Regions from separate parts of the Homo sapiens genome. Here regions 1 and 3 are each linked to region 2. The links are chromatin contacts, found by Hi-C or POLR2A ChIA-PET in ENCODE. All regions are on one chromosome and are shown on one strand. Each heading gives the region's core, a stretch centred on a gene start or an enhancer-like site at or near the end of the contact. The rest is flanking DNA. Distances are from core to core; before and after follow the strand shown. Region 1 overlaps ZMIZ1-AS1 (ZMIZ1 antisense RNA 1). Region 2 has its middle 11 kb from the start of RPS24. Region 3 overlaps ZMIZ1 (zinc finger MIZ-type containing 1).

The links. Hi-C counts contacts between places; a loop is a spot of excess contacts on that map. ChIA-PET counts read pairs that join two places held with the same protein, here RNA polymerase II (POLR2A). Pooled maps may share reads with other maps.
Region 1: a loop to region 2 is called in a map of heart right ventricle, with 7 times the contacts of the local background. The contact joins two enhancer-like sites. A Hi-C loop is called at or near these places in 4 of 168 maps with a recorded cell type or tissue (Caco-2, astrocyte of the cerebellum, heart left ventricle and 1 more) and 6 of 50 pooled maps. POLR2A ChIA-PET finds 5 or more read pairs at or near these places in 2 of 52 experiments (HEK293T and WTC11).
Region 3: a map of naive thymus-derived CD4-positive, alpha-beta T cell shows a loop between it and region 2 (6-fold over the local background). The contact joins two enhancer-like sites. A Hi-C loop is called at or near these places in 3 of 168 maps with a recorded cell type or tissue (B cell and naive thymus-derived CD4-positive, alpha-beta T cell), 3 of 37 single-sample maps with no recorded cell type and 9 of 50 pooled maps. POLR2A ChIA-PET finds 5 or more read pairs at or near these places in 1 of 52 experiments (naive thymus-derived CD4-positive, alpha-beta T cell).

Annotation. Positions count from the first base shown.
Region 1 is chr10:79,047,146-79,051,715 of GRCh38, forward strand. It overlaps ZMIZ1-AS1 (ZMIZ1 antisense RNA 1), which reads right to left. Exons shown (of 10, transcript NR_024431.2): 5 at 1,629-1,787. Among named protein-coding and RNA genes, the nearest start is that of ZMIZ1-AS1, 18 kb to the right of the region's middle. RefSeq lists enhancers at 1-1,109, 1,222-1,281, 1,717-2,399. Within about 2 kb of position 1,251, at least 12 of the 41 ENCODE cell types and tissues checked have a DNase peak (open chromatin) inside an H3K27ac peak, as active enhancers do.
Region 2 is chr10:78,042,524-78,047,192 of GRCh38, forward strand. It overlaps a transcript of RPS24 not described here. Among named protein-coding and RNA genes, the nearest start is that of RPS24, 11 kb to the left of the region's middle. RefSeq lists an enhancer at 108-217. Within about 2 kb of position 3,133, at least 2 of the 41 ENCODE cell types and tissues checked have a DNase peak (open chromatin) inside an H3K27ac peak, as active enhancers do.
Region 3 is chr10:79,284,573-79,288,640 of GRCh38, forward strand. The region is part of intron 8 of ZMIZ1 (zinc finger MIZ-type containing 1); the gene reads left to right. Among named protein-coding and RNA genes, the nearest start is that of PPIF, 61 kb to the right of the region's middle. RefSeq lists enhancers at 426-545, 996-1,185, 1,399-2,049, 1,596-2,215, 2,050-2,700 and cis regulatory regions at 660-1,160, 1,648-2,148, 1,746-2,246, 1,762-2,262, 1,771-2,271. Within about 2 kb of position 1,884, at least 23 of the 41 ENCODE cell types and tissues checked have a DNase peak (open chromatin) inside an H3K27ac peak, as active enhancers do.

The DNA of each region.
Region 1 (4,570 bases), core at 1-2,500, 1.0 Mb after region 2:
GGCTGGGGTTAGCACTAGGCAGCTTGAAACAAGAGCCTGGGAGAGTCCAGTGGGTGGAGGTCAGTGGGAAATGAAACTGCAGTTCTCAGCAGGGCCTGCCACAACCACCACTCTCAGACAAGGGGCTACCCTGGGCATGGGGAGGAAGGCACTCCTCCCCTACACTGGGCTGCTGGAGGAGTCCAGGGGCCGGGATCTCTGTCCTGGGCAGGAGCCAGGCCAGGCCAGCTGAGACAGTCTCCCTCCATGACTCTTGCTCCTGGTGGGAGGTGGGTGGCCTTATTTTTCTGAAAAGGAAGTCAAAGCCTCCTTTGTTGGCCTCCCAGCCTCCACCTCTCCCCTGCAGCTCCTCCACCTCTCCCCTGAGCCCTCCTCCCTTCTGCTGCCTATAGAATCCTTTTAGAACATGGCCTCCATCACACTCTCCCTTGTTTACCCACCTACAGTAGCTCCCCATTGCTTCAGCAGGTCTCCCAGACGCGACTCAAGACTGAAACCTTCATTAAGGATGCAGGAGCCCCAGTCCCCGGTCTCACAGCCTCCAGAGTCTACTGGCTCTTGGGGACTTCTCTGTGCTTCTTATTTGATAGTTAAGCCATTTGATGCTCAGAGAGGCTAAGTAACTTGTTCAAGGTCACACAGCAGGAGGACTTGAAATTCAAATCCAGCCTACAGAGCTCAAGCCCTGTCCACAGAAGGGCCAACGGCCCAGGACAGATGCTTCAGGAAGCTGTGTTCCTTAGCTGGGTCGAGCCTGCCCTGTGTGGGTAAGAAAAATGGTAGGGTGGGAGCTTTGAAGACAGTGCCATGCCACTGGCAGAGCCCAGACCACAAATCCATAGGCTTGGACCCTGGCAACCTTGGCCGAGCCTCAGCTGTCTCCTGTGGAAAATGGAAAACAAAACCCCTGACCTCCCAGGTTTCTGCAGGAGTGTGGCTGGACGGTGGGTGAACCAGCCCAGCCCTGAGCAGGGTGCACAGGAGGTTTTCCTTCCACGTTCCTGGCTTTTGCACAGGATCCAGAGGCCCAGGGTCGTGGGTGCAGCCTCCACCAACCCCAAATCCAGCAGGGACCCAGTTGCCACCCACACCCATGCCACACCCATGCCCACACCCACGGTGAGGCTTTGCAGGCCCAGTAAACAACCCCTTGCCCTCCTCCCCAGAAGGAAACTTTTTTAAAGCAACAGAAACAAACTTCTCTGTGTGCTGTGTGTGTTGGTGACAGGAAAAGGAACATCACTTCAGAGAGGAAAAGGCCACCGGGGTTGGGGGCAGGGCCAGGCAGAAGCAGCCAGAGGAGAGAAACAGAAACGGAGATCTGATAAGGGCGCCCTGCTCATCTGGGCTGGGGACAAGCGCTGCAAGGCTGGGGCCCTGGCACTGGGGTGGGGAGGGGGTGGCGGCTCAGCCCCTCCTCAGCCCCTCCAACCGCTGAGCTGGGGGTGTGGGTCTGAGGTGGCCTGGGGTGGCTCGGCAAGGCTCCCCTCCTTTGGGGCAGGCCATTTCACTGGGTGTCTGCCCCCCACCCTGGATGGTGGGGAAGAGAAGTAAGGGCCTGGATTTGGGAACCAGCCAGGGGCTCTCAGGTTGGTGGTTTCCTTTCCCCAGCTTTGCTGCTGACTTACCCATGGTCTTGAGCCAGTCTCTCCCGCTCTGGGCTTCAGTGCTGCCCAGGTGACGGTGTTGACCATCTATGATGACACTGTCAGGACACAATGCTGAGTTGGTAATCTGGAGGTTCAGGGTGGTGGGCTTGCTGTGCGGCTCTGAGCAAGTGGCTTCAGCTAGGGTGAACAGGGCATTCCAGCTTAGCACTGAAAGTCCCGCATCCCAGGAAACCGCCCCCCGCCCCTCCCCTACCTCGTTCCTGGGCAAACTGTGCTGGTTGGCCACCCTTCAGCCTCTGGGCCGAGACTTCCTGGATGAGCCTGTACAGGTCTTTGCCAGCTCACTGCATGGCCCCCTCCAGGACTGAGGGTCGGACTTGCCTTCCTGGACAGACTTTGAGCCTGACTGGTGGGACAGGACAGACACCTGTCCTGGTGAACCCAGGCTGCTTCTGGGACAGGCAGGCTGCATGAGCAGGTATTACAAATTGGGACCAGAGTGGGAACAGATAGAGGCGCTGGGGCAGGGGAGGAGACTTGGAGAGAGTGGTCCCAAGGGCCTGGACCTGAGGGGAGGGGTCTGATCAGCAGAGAAGAGCAGAGAACTACATTCCAGGGGAAGCCACAGATTGGGCAAAGCCTGGGAGGCCAGGTGGTAGGGCACGCGACGCCAAGCCCTGTGCTGAGCATCAGCTAGATGGCAGGCCCCAAATGGACTTCCAGGGCCTCTCAGTTGAATTTCTAAATCCACTGTCTCCACTCTCTGAATTCCTCTGGCCGTGTCCACTGCCAAACAATTTGCACCAAAAACAAACACATAAAAAAGAAAAACCCAACAAACAAGTTTCCGCCCCCCCCCTCCCGCAAATAAAGATAGACTTTGCTGGCTCGGCGCAGTGGCTCACGCCTGTAATCCCAGCACTTTGGGAGGCCAGGCAAGCAGATCATGAGGTCAGGAGTTCGAGACCAGCCTGGCCAACATGGTGAAACTCTGTCTCTACTAAAAACACAAGAAAATTAGCTGGGCATGGTGGCGGACGCCTGTAATCCCAGCTACTCAGGAGGCTGAGGCAGGAGAATTGCTTGAACCCAGGAGGCAGAGGTTGCAGTGAGCCAAGATCTCACCACTGCACTCCAGCCTGGGCGACAGAGGCAGACTCCAGATTCCGTCTCAAAAAAACAAAAAAAGATAGACTTTTCCCAGAAACTAAAAGCCCCCAAGATGGGGCTCTGAAAGTGGATGGCTATGCTCCCATGCCTCCCTGACTCTCTGTGCAGCCCAGCCAGCAGGGGCAGACCGCCCCAGGCAGAGGGCCTGCTTCAAATACCCTCAAGGCCTACCCACACCAAGGATGCAGATTGGCTTCTCCAGGCACTGCCCACTTGCTCAACCTCAGCCCTGCGAAGCATTTCACCAACTCCCCTGGTGGCAGGGAGTCACCTGCCCATCCTAGTTGTATGTGCCCAAGAGGCCTTGTCCCCAAGCCTCCACATCCTAGCTAGACAGCCCTAAACAAGTCACTTACCCTCTCTGAGCCTCAGTGACCTCATCTGCTAAAGAAAGATTATGGAGATTTCTGCCCACCAGCAAGCGAGTCATCAGTTCTGCAGCAGATGCCAGCTGGGTGTCCCCTAATTCAATTCACTTCAAACACCATCCACCTGGAGATAGCATCAGATCCCACAGGGTGAGGATTCAGTCCCCTAACTCTGAGCCCCACTTCTGATGCCCACCGCAAACCCCAGGTTATTCTGCCTGTGCTTCTGACCGTTCGTCTATGAATCGGGGTTCCCACAACCCCCTGCTTGGGTCTGATTAATTTGCCCGAGCGGCTCACAGAACTCTTGGAAAAATGTTTACTGGTTTATAACAAAAGATATTTTAAAGGATACAAATAAACATCCAGATGAAGAGAGGCACAGGGCGAGGTCCGGAAGGGGTGCTCCCATGCCCTCTCTTGGAGTGCCACCTTCCAAGTGCCTCCAAACGTTCAGCTGTCTGGAGGCTCCCGGAACCCAGATTTGTTGCGTTTTTATGGCGATGTCATTATGTAGTCATGATTGATTAAAACATTGGCCATTGGTGATCAACTCAACCTTCAGCCCTTCTCCCCACCCACCCCCAGATGGGGGAGGTGGGGCTGGAAGCCCCAACCCTCTAATCCTTGGTCTTTCTGGTGACCAGCCCACATCCTGAAGTGTCCTAGGAGCAGCCAGCCAGCAATCAACTCATTAGCATACAAAAAGAAACTTATCACTTTGGAGAGTCCAAGGATTTTAGGAGTCCTATGCCAGGAAATGGGATGGGAGGAGGGGGAAACAAATATGTATTTCACCATATCTCAAGGGTAATAAAACATGCCTTGGGCAGTCTGGAGACATGGTGAGCTCAGAGGGTGAGGCACTTCCTGGAAGCCCAGTGAACATATTTGTGCCCCTCTTCTGGAAACTGCAAAACCCCCCAGAAGGTGAGAGGCAAATTCACTGAGCGCAGTGAAAGTCAGCTCCACTCTTGCATTGGGAGGAGGGGAGGGGCTACAGAAAATGGGAGTAGGGGTGCTCAGAATAAAACTGTCCCTGTCACAGTGGCTGCTCAGCTGGTCTGTGGCCTCTGCTGGGGCCAGCGCTGGACCTGCCCTGCCTTCTCCCCACATATTTGCTAAGCATCTTCAGCCTCCTGCAACACAGGGTCACGTGGCACGATTTCACCCACACACGTACATGCCGCCTGAGTTACAGACCCCCTGTACTCCATTTTCTCACTGACCCTACGGAAGGTCTTGGAGTTCCCATTATTTGAACCAATAAACTGAGACTAGGAGAGGCAAGGCAGCTTCACCCACATCCCACCATGCAAAGCAATTCAAGCACTGAAACTAGGTCTAAGAGGTCTGGATTATTTTCACCTTCCAGCGCGTGCAAAGGAACCCAAAGCAAAAGTCTCCGGCAAGAAAGGGGTC
Region 2 (4,669 bases), core at 1,883-4,382:
GGACAGATTCAGCACATTGTAGGCCCTCACAGTAACCAGGCTACCCTGTGCTGTCAGCAGGCTTTGGAAGAGCCTCCATAAAATGCAAACTTGACTTTACTAAGCTGAATCAATATTGAGGGAGCACATCCCTTCCTTCAGCTTGTCACTGATGGGAAGCTGTGGCTTAGAGAGAGCAGGGATCTTTGAAGAGTGATGAGAAACTCAGCTAGAGGTGGTTCTGGGAAGGTACCTGCAGTGAATATTTGGGGTGCTGCTTTTTAGCTTTTCCTAGCACCACAACCATGAGTTCTGTTTGTAGCTGGATGTGCCTATGTAATCAGGCAGCTTTCAACTCTGCACTCTTCCTTTCTTCCCTGGCAAGTTGCTTATTTTAGGCTGCCCTTAAAGACAGCATCTTACATGGTGCTCTCATGGAGCCGAAACAGGTGCTGTCCTAAACTCTGAACAACGATCTCCATTAATCTGCGCGCGCACACACATACACACATATTTTTTTTGAGATGGAGTCTCACTGTCACCCAGGCTGGAGTGCAGTGGCAGAATCTTGGCTCACTGCAAGCTCTGCCTCACGGGTTCACGCCATTCTCCTGCCTCAGCCTCCCAAGTAGCTGGGACTACAGGTGCCCGCCACCATGCCCGGGTAATTTTTTGTATTTTTAGTAGAGATGGGGTTTCACCATGTTAGCCAGGATGGTCTCGATCTCCTGACCTTGTGATCCGCCTGCCTTGGCCTCCCAAAGTGCTGGGATTACAGGTGTGAGCCACCGTGCCCGGCCTAATCTGCATGTTAACTCCAAGAAGCATGTCTTCCTGGACCCACGCTGGAAAGGGTGTAGAGCAGTTAAGCATCTTACCAGTGTCTCACCCATGAAGTGGTGGGGATGGGATTGGAATGCAGTCATCTGACTCCAAAACACTGCATTTTTTCAGGCACTCCAGTATTAAGCTACTTTGCACTGTGCATATAATGGTATATAAAACTCATGACTGCCAGCAGGGTGCCAGTTGCCATGGGTTTATTGAACAAGTGTTAGATGGCTAGCCAAATTCCCAATTTACTGACCACCTGCTGTGTCCCTGTTCTGCAAGTTGGGGATAAAGAAGCTGTTCTGTCTTGAAAGCTCTGAGGTAGTTAATGACGATCCCATGATCTGGCTTCTGTTCCTTTCTGTGAAGTAGCAGATAGTGTATGACTGTGACGTGATAGAAATTGAGAGCCAAGAAGATCAGTGCAGGGAGGCTGGGTCTTGGAAGGCTTCCAGGAGACATACAGCAGTCCCCACCTATCTAGTTTCAGTTGCTGTCGGTCAACTGCAGTCTGGAAAATTATCATGGCTAAATGGTCTGGGATCACCCAAAAGTGATGATCCTCTTGAAGTGTCATCAGAAGGTCAATAGTAGCCTAACACGTCACCATGCCTACGTCATTTACCTCCCTCTCCCTTCCACATAGGCATTTTATCTCCCATCAAGAATGTGAATACATGTACGTATTCAGAGGAAAAGAGTTCATGCAGCCTACTACAGTATAATTATTAATATCTTACTCCCTAAATTATGAACTTTAATTATGTATATATAGCAACAAACTTGGTGTAGATAGGGTTTGCGGTTTCAGGCATCCACTGGGGGTCTAAGAACGTTTGCCCCATGGATAAGGGAGGATTACTGTAACACCAGCAGTGGCAAGAGACATGATCTGATTTGGATGCACAGGAGAAAGTTCTCATTTGAGGCCATGAAAAATAGGAAAGAAAGCAGGGAGATGGGAGCAGGCAGTGTGGGACAAGGTGAGACCAGTCATTCTGCAAGGGGAAGAGAGGATGACACTGGGGAGGTGGGAGCAGAGTGGGTAGGTAGGCATTCTCTTGAATCAACAAGATGGAAGGCCCTACATGACTGATGCCTTTGAGCAGAGTTTTGCACAATGCATTTCTGGTGGGAGATACTCCATTTCAAAAATAGTCTTCAGGTTGGCTGCTAGAGCACAGAAGTATGACACCTGACTCATTTGTGCTGGCAGAGAGGCTCTCCTGGGTTTTAGAGCTTTGTGAACACACCTCCATACATTAATCCAACTGTCCTTCCCCATCCACTCACCCTTGAACTTCCCGCATGCCAGATGTTGAGGGGAGGCAGAAATGAGACCTGCCTCCCAGTGCCCACAGTCTGGATGAGAGGGTACAGGTGAGGTCCTGGTAAGAAACGAAGCTGGAGAGGTCAGCGGAGAATAAATCAGGGAGGATCTTGTATGCCAAGCTAAGGATTTCACTTGTTCAGTGTTTTGGTTAAAGAAAATAAAACGTTGGAGAATTAGATGTTCTGCAGTGGATTGTGTGTTCTTTTCACATGCCGAGTTCCTCCACACAGGAAATACTTTGGCAACGCTCTGGCTGCTCATCATGCATATTGGAGAGGGAATTTATGTAGAAGGTTATGGGTCGATGAGATGGCATCCAAGTATTTATCGTATTTTTTTGAGATGGAGTTTCACTCTTGTTGCCCCGGCTGGAGTGCAATGGCACGACCTCAGCTCACTGCAACCTCCGCCTCCTGGGTTCAAGCAATTCTCTGCCTCAGCTTCCCGAGTAGCTGGGATTACAGGCATGTGCCACCATACCTGGCTAATTTTGTATTTTGTAGTAGAGACGGAGTTTTTCCATGTTGGTCAGGCTGGTCTTGAACTCCTGACCTCAGGTGATCTGCCCACCCCGCCTCCCAAAGTGCTGGGATTACCGTCGTGAGGCACCGCGCCTGGCCCCAAGTATTAATAACTCGGAAAAAGGGACCAGATCAGGAATCAGGAGTCACAGTTCCTGATCTCCACTCAGCTTACAATCAGCTGGGGCCATGGATGGGCAAAAGACTTCCCTTTTCTGGGCTTCTATTTCCCTCCCTGTGTCTGTCTGCTATCCGGGCTAGATGAGTAATTCCGAAACCTGGCAGGTGGGGGCTTTCTTTTTTTCTTTTTGTGAGATGGAGTGTTGCTTTGTCACCCAGGCTGGGGTGCAGTGGCACTGTTTTGGCTCACTGCAACCTCTGCCTCCTGAGTTCAAGCGATTCTCCTGCCTCAGTCTTCTGAGTAGCTGGAACTACAGGCGCCTGCCACCATGCTTGGGTAATTTTTTGTATTTTTAGTAGAGATGGGGTTTCACCATGTTGGCCAGGCTGGGGGCTTGTTAAAAATACAAATGCTGGCTGGGTGTGGTGGCTTATACCTGTAATCCCGGCACTTTGGGAGGCTGAGGCGGGTGGATCACTTGACGTCAGGAGTTCGAGACCAGCCTGGCCAACATGGTGAAACATCTCTACTAAAAATACAAAAATTAGCTGGGCGTGGTGGTGCGTGCCTGTAATCTCAATTACTCAGGAGGTGGAGGCACGAGAATTGCTTGAACCCAGGAGGCGGAGGTTGCAGTGAGCCGAGACCATGCCACTGCACTCCAGCCTGGGTGACAGAGCGAGGCTCTGTCTCAAAAACAACAAATGCCCAGCCTCTTGCCCCAGTTTTCAGAGTTAGTAGATCTGGGTAGCGCCCAAGCACCTGATGTTTTAATAGCTTCCCAGGTGAGGCTGCTTCAGGAAACTGGACTGAAGCTTCCCAGGTGAGCTCAGGCTTGGGAAGCTGGACTGAAGTTTCTCTAAGATCCGTTCTGCCTCTGAGAATTCTGTCTCTAATGGGAATACTGTCTCTGCCCTCAAGAAGCTGGCAGATGAACAGTAATACTATTGCTAATTAATGACCACAGAATAGCTAACATTTATTGTTTACCATGTGCCAGGTACTGAGCTAAGTCTTGCACAAATTATCTCATTTACCTTTTTTTTTTTTTTTTTTTGAGAATGAGTCTCGCTCTGTCACCCAGGCTGGAGCTCTGGATTGCACCAGTGGCGCAATCTCAGCTCACTGCAACCTCCACCTTCTGGGTTCAAGTGATTCTCCTGCCTCAGCCTCCATAGTAGCTGGGATTACAGGTGTGTACCACCACACCTGGCTAATTTTTGTATAGTAGAGACAGGGTTTCTCCATGTTGGCCAGGCTGGTCTTGAACTCCAGACCTCAGGTGACCCACCTGCCTCAGCCTCCCAAAGTGCTGGGATTACAGGCATGATCCACTGCACCTGGCCTCATTTACCTGCACTCGGAGGGAAGTACTATTACCCCCATTTTATAGATGAGGAAATTGAGGCTCAAAGAGGTTAAGGAACTTGGTTAAAGTTACACAACTATGGCATCCTATGATAAGCCTGGGGGCATTTGTGGAACATCTTGCCAAGGAGCTAGAAATGGTCCTGAGCCTTAAATGGGTGGAGGTGATTAGCTGAGGCAGCGATTCTCCAGGTGTGGTCCTGGACAGCAGCAGCAGTGTCACCAGGGAACTTGCTAGAAATTCAATTTCTTGGGCTCCACCCTAGAATTACTGAATCAGAAGCTGTGGGTGGGGCCAGGTAACCTGTTTTTTTTTTTGAGTTGCCCAGGCTGGAGTGCAGTGGCGTGATCTTGCTTCACTGCAACCTCCGCCTCCTGGGTGCGATTCTCCACCTCAGCTTCCTGAGTAGCTGGGACTACTGGTGCCTGCCACCACGCCTGGCTAATTTTTTTTTTTTTTGTACTTTTTAGTAGAGATGGGATTTCACCATGTTGGTCTGGCTGGTCTTGAACTCC
Region 3 (4,068 bases), core at 634-3,133, 1.2 Mb after region 2:
AAGGTGTAAGTACAGTTGAGCAGGGTCTTTCTACCAGGTTCTGTGCTAAACTTTACTTTTTTCTCATGTTTCTTAGGAAAGTGTTAGTCCCACTTTACAGATGAGAAAGTTGAGGCTGACTGAAAGTAACATGTCCAAGGCCACAGAAAGCTTCAGTGGCAGAGCCAGGGTTTGACCCGGAAGACTGTAACTCCAGAGCCCACATAGGGAACCTCTCTCCTGCTGGGCCTCCCTCTGTCGGCTGAATATTAACCTCAAAAAGGGGTCCCTGAATCTTTGCCAACACGGCCAGTACAAGCTAAAGCAGACGATTTAGTGTATAAAGAAATTCTTTCCTGGAAGACTATTTGGGTTTTCTCTGCAGCTGGGCTTTGAGGCCCATCTTTACATTTCCCCTGTCCCTTCGTGCTAGGCGACTTCCCCAAGAACCCCCAGGAAGATGCAGCCCTTCTTGGAATTCTTGTGGCTTCTAGGTGGCCTCTGCAGTGTGCTCCCTTGCCTCGTGGCCATCTCTGGAGAGGGGAGCGTTGCCTTGCTGGATCCTAAGTTCCTAAGACAGTGGTGAGCCTGATACGGTCTGGTGACCCGGCAGCCTTGCCCTTGATTGGCTCTGCTACCTCTGTGAGCCCCAGCTTCTAAGATGGGCATCTGTTGGGCCCACTTAATGGGGCACTGAATGAGTTCTTAGGTGAAGGCCACTTCACAAAATTCCTTGCATCTAGAAGTCACTCAGTAAATCAGAACAACAGTAACAGCGGCAGCCAGCAGTTTCAGGGTGTCCAAGGTGTGCGGGACTCTGGGCCTCATACATGTTAGGCACTTACACTTAACCCTCACGGCAGCCTTCGAAGGGAGGGGCTGAATCAGCCCCATTTCATAGATGAGGTTGCTGAGGCATACAGAGAGTGAGCAGTGGTTTCATCGCTTCCCTCTGTGTCCTTCTCTCACTTTCTGGGCCCCAGTGGCCATGTGGCCACAGACACACTGTGTAGGTGGTCGGTCATCAGGCTTAACGAAATGGACATATTCATTTTCAGCATCACTCCAAGGGTGAGTGCAGAGAGGTGGTTTCTCCCTGGCACATTTTTTTGTTTAGCAAAGGTTTCCTGAGCCCTATTGGTGTGTGAAGACATCATGCTTGGCTCAGGGAGCCCAAGAAATCAGTGACAGCTCCTGAGGCAGAAGGGAGAAGGCAGAGGGTTCTCACTCTTGCCAGGAATGCGAAGAGCCAGTGGAGTTCAGTACCTTCTGCAAGGGCTTCCCGGAGGAGGTGGCCTTTGGAAGAGCCTGGAAAGGATGAATGGCATTTTCAAGGTGGGATGGAACTTGCCAGCCTGAGAAGAGGCACAGAGGCCCCTGTATTAGGGAGCAGTTGGCAAATGGAACCGTTGCTGCTGACATTGCAGATGGCTTCTGGCCTTGGTGCTTCTGTGGGTGGAGCAGGATTGTTGGGGCCGTTTTGGCTGGACAGGACTGTGGCTGGGAGCAGCTTATGGTGTGATACTGGGCAGGCCATGCTGGATTAGGGTTGTACAGAGTGGGACAGAATTATTAAAAAATGCCAAGCACCTGTGACCAGGTGAAGCAAGTCTGCAGGTTAAACTGTGCTCGTCGGAGAGAAGAAGGGCTCTCAGGCACCCTCCAGACCCTCCTCCCATCCCAGCCAGGCCATGCCTTTCTGGTAGCAGCCCAGGGGTCTGCTTGGTCCTTCATCCTTGGGAACAGGGACCAGGCATTCCCCCGGTGGTGGTATCTTGAGTCTAGGCAGTGGCGTCACATCAGCAGGGCTGCTGTGGGGGCCTGCGGGGGCGAGAGCCTTCTCTGCGACAGCAGGAGCCCGTCTCCCCCAGAATGAGATGAGTCACGGTCCTGTCGGTGCGGCTGCCACTTCTGCTTCTGCAGCAGGTGCGTGTGGAGGCAAGCTAGTCCTGAGACTGCCCCACACGCTGTGCCTGTCTCTTCCCCAGTGCACGGGCAGCATGCCAGCAGGGCCTCGCGTGTGTGCACGGATGTGTCCTCCATATGCCTGCGTGCATCTTTGCTCTGGGGCGGCAAACCTTCCAGCCAGGCAGTGGGATGGCCAGTTTGGGAACGTTGGTTAGCTTTGCTTCTCACCAAGTTTGGGGCAGAGGGGACAAAACAGGAAGGAGCTGGTTTCCGCCCACAAGGCTCACCCACGGAGCTGCAGGGCAGTTGGGAGCTTGTTCGTGGGCCTGTGTAGCGTCCTGGGCTGAGGTGATGAGGCAGCAGTTGCCCACTCCCTGGCCACAGGCAGGGCCCTGCCGGCCCCTGGGGCCTCCCATGGGGGTTCATTTCCTGAGCCTGGCCAGGCATGTTCTCAAAGGATAGGAACTTCCGTCTCAAGGCCATCAGCCTGGAGGGTTGGTGGGAACTTGTGGGGCAGAAGTTCTGGGGCGAGAAGCCACTCAGGCTTGGGTTTTGTTCAGATGTAGGGGACCCCCTCTGGTCATCCAGCACACCTAGGACATGGGCCTTGAGGACAGCAGGTGTCCAGGGGATCTCCTCTTTGTTTTGTAAAAGCGTGACCTGTAGAGCCTCCCTGTGAGACTCTGGTGTGCCAGTCTGGAACCAGGTGGTGTGCCGGGTCCCCAGTGACCTCCCTGGGAGACAGAGGCTGTTCCAGCCCAGCCTTCCTGAGGAGCAGGCTCATGGCTACTTTCCTGTGTTTCTCTGCACTGCCCACTCCCTCTGGGCTCCCAGTCTCCAATCCGCCACCTGGAGAGCAGAGTCTGTCGCTATCTGTCACCTTTGGCCCAAGCATCTGGATCTTCAACAAGCCACTACCCATCATTGTGCCTGGCCAACTGAGTGCCCTGAGTACAGCTCCTCTACTCCAAATGCGAGTCCTGCAGTTTCCCCAGAAATCACGAGCAGCGCTCAGTTGGGAAAGCCCTTTGACTGCATTCTCCTCTTTGAGCCACATCAGATTTAGGCTGCTGAACCTGTGTTCAAACCTATTTGACCAAGATCCACGATAAATACACATACGACACCTTGACCCAAGGTGCACATGTATTTGTGTATAAAACCAAGACAGAAGCTCAAGGACTAATCTTCATCTTTATTGTGTGCTCACACTCCATCACTTTCTAGTTGATGCTTTTTTCTCCCCTGCTGGTTGGATGTCATCACCTGCTCAGATTCTGTAACCCACAGTTGGAAAACACAGAGTAGAGTGGGGAGGTATCATCTGATGCCCATTTTACAGATGAGGAGATTGAGTGAGGAAACTTGCACCAGGGTCCTAAGCACAAAAGTCTCTGCCGTCACAGAGCTGTTCTAGAGGCAGACAGACAATAATCAAAAAAATATATAATTAGGACAGTGGTGGAGTGCTATGAAAAAAATTCCAGTGCCAGGGTGAGGGGGCAGGCAGTGTCGGGTAGGAGCTGCTTTTTTATACGAGGAGGGCGGGGGAGGCCCCTCCAGCGATCTCAGACAGGAAGAAAGCGAGGGGCTGGCCAGGCTGAGAAATCTAGGGCAGAGGGTATCCAGGCAGGGGAGGGGCAAGTATGAGCAGACAGTGGTGTGGTCCTGCCCTCCAGGCTGGTCGCCTCTGCAGGAGCCCGTCAGACTTGACCAGCATTGCCAAGAGCTCAGCCGGGCAAGGCACAGAGCACAAGACTTGGCTGCCCTGATCTCCGCTGCCTGCGGGTCATGCAGCCCTCCGCCTCCCTCTGGGAAGTCCTCACCTCTGGGCTGGGCTCCTTGCATCCCCAGAGGTGCCTCCTCAGCACCTCCATCCCCAGTTGCCCTGGCTGCTAGGGTTGGACTGGCCACTCAGCTAGGGTACAAGTCTGCCAGGTGTGACTGAGAACCTTTGCCATTTGCTGTCTCCTGTGACTAAGACAGACACAAGCCAGACAGAGGCATGAGGCTCTTTCCTGTTGCCCGGCCCTTCTCCCAATTTCCCTCCCCCAACACACATACGCACACACACATACACACACACACACCCTGTGCCCTGGGTAGAGGCAGTGGCACAGCTGTGGGCGCTTTGCTTTTCTGCTCTTCCTGGTTCCACATCTAGAATTTTGTGACTTGGTG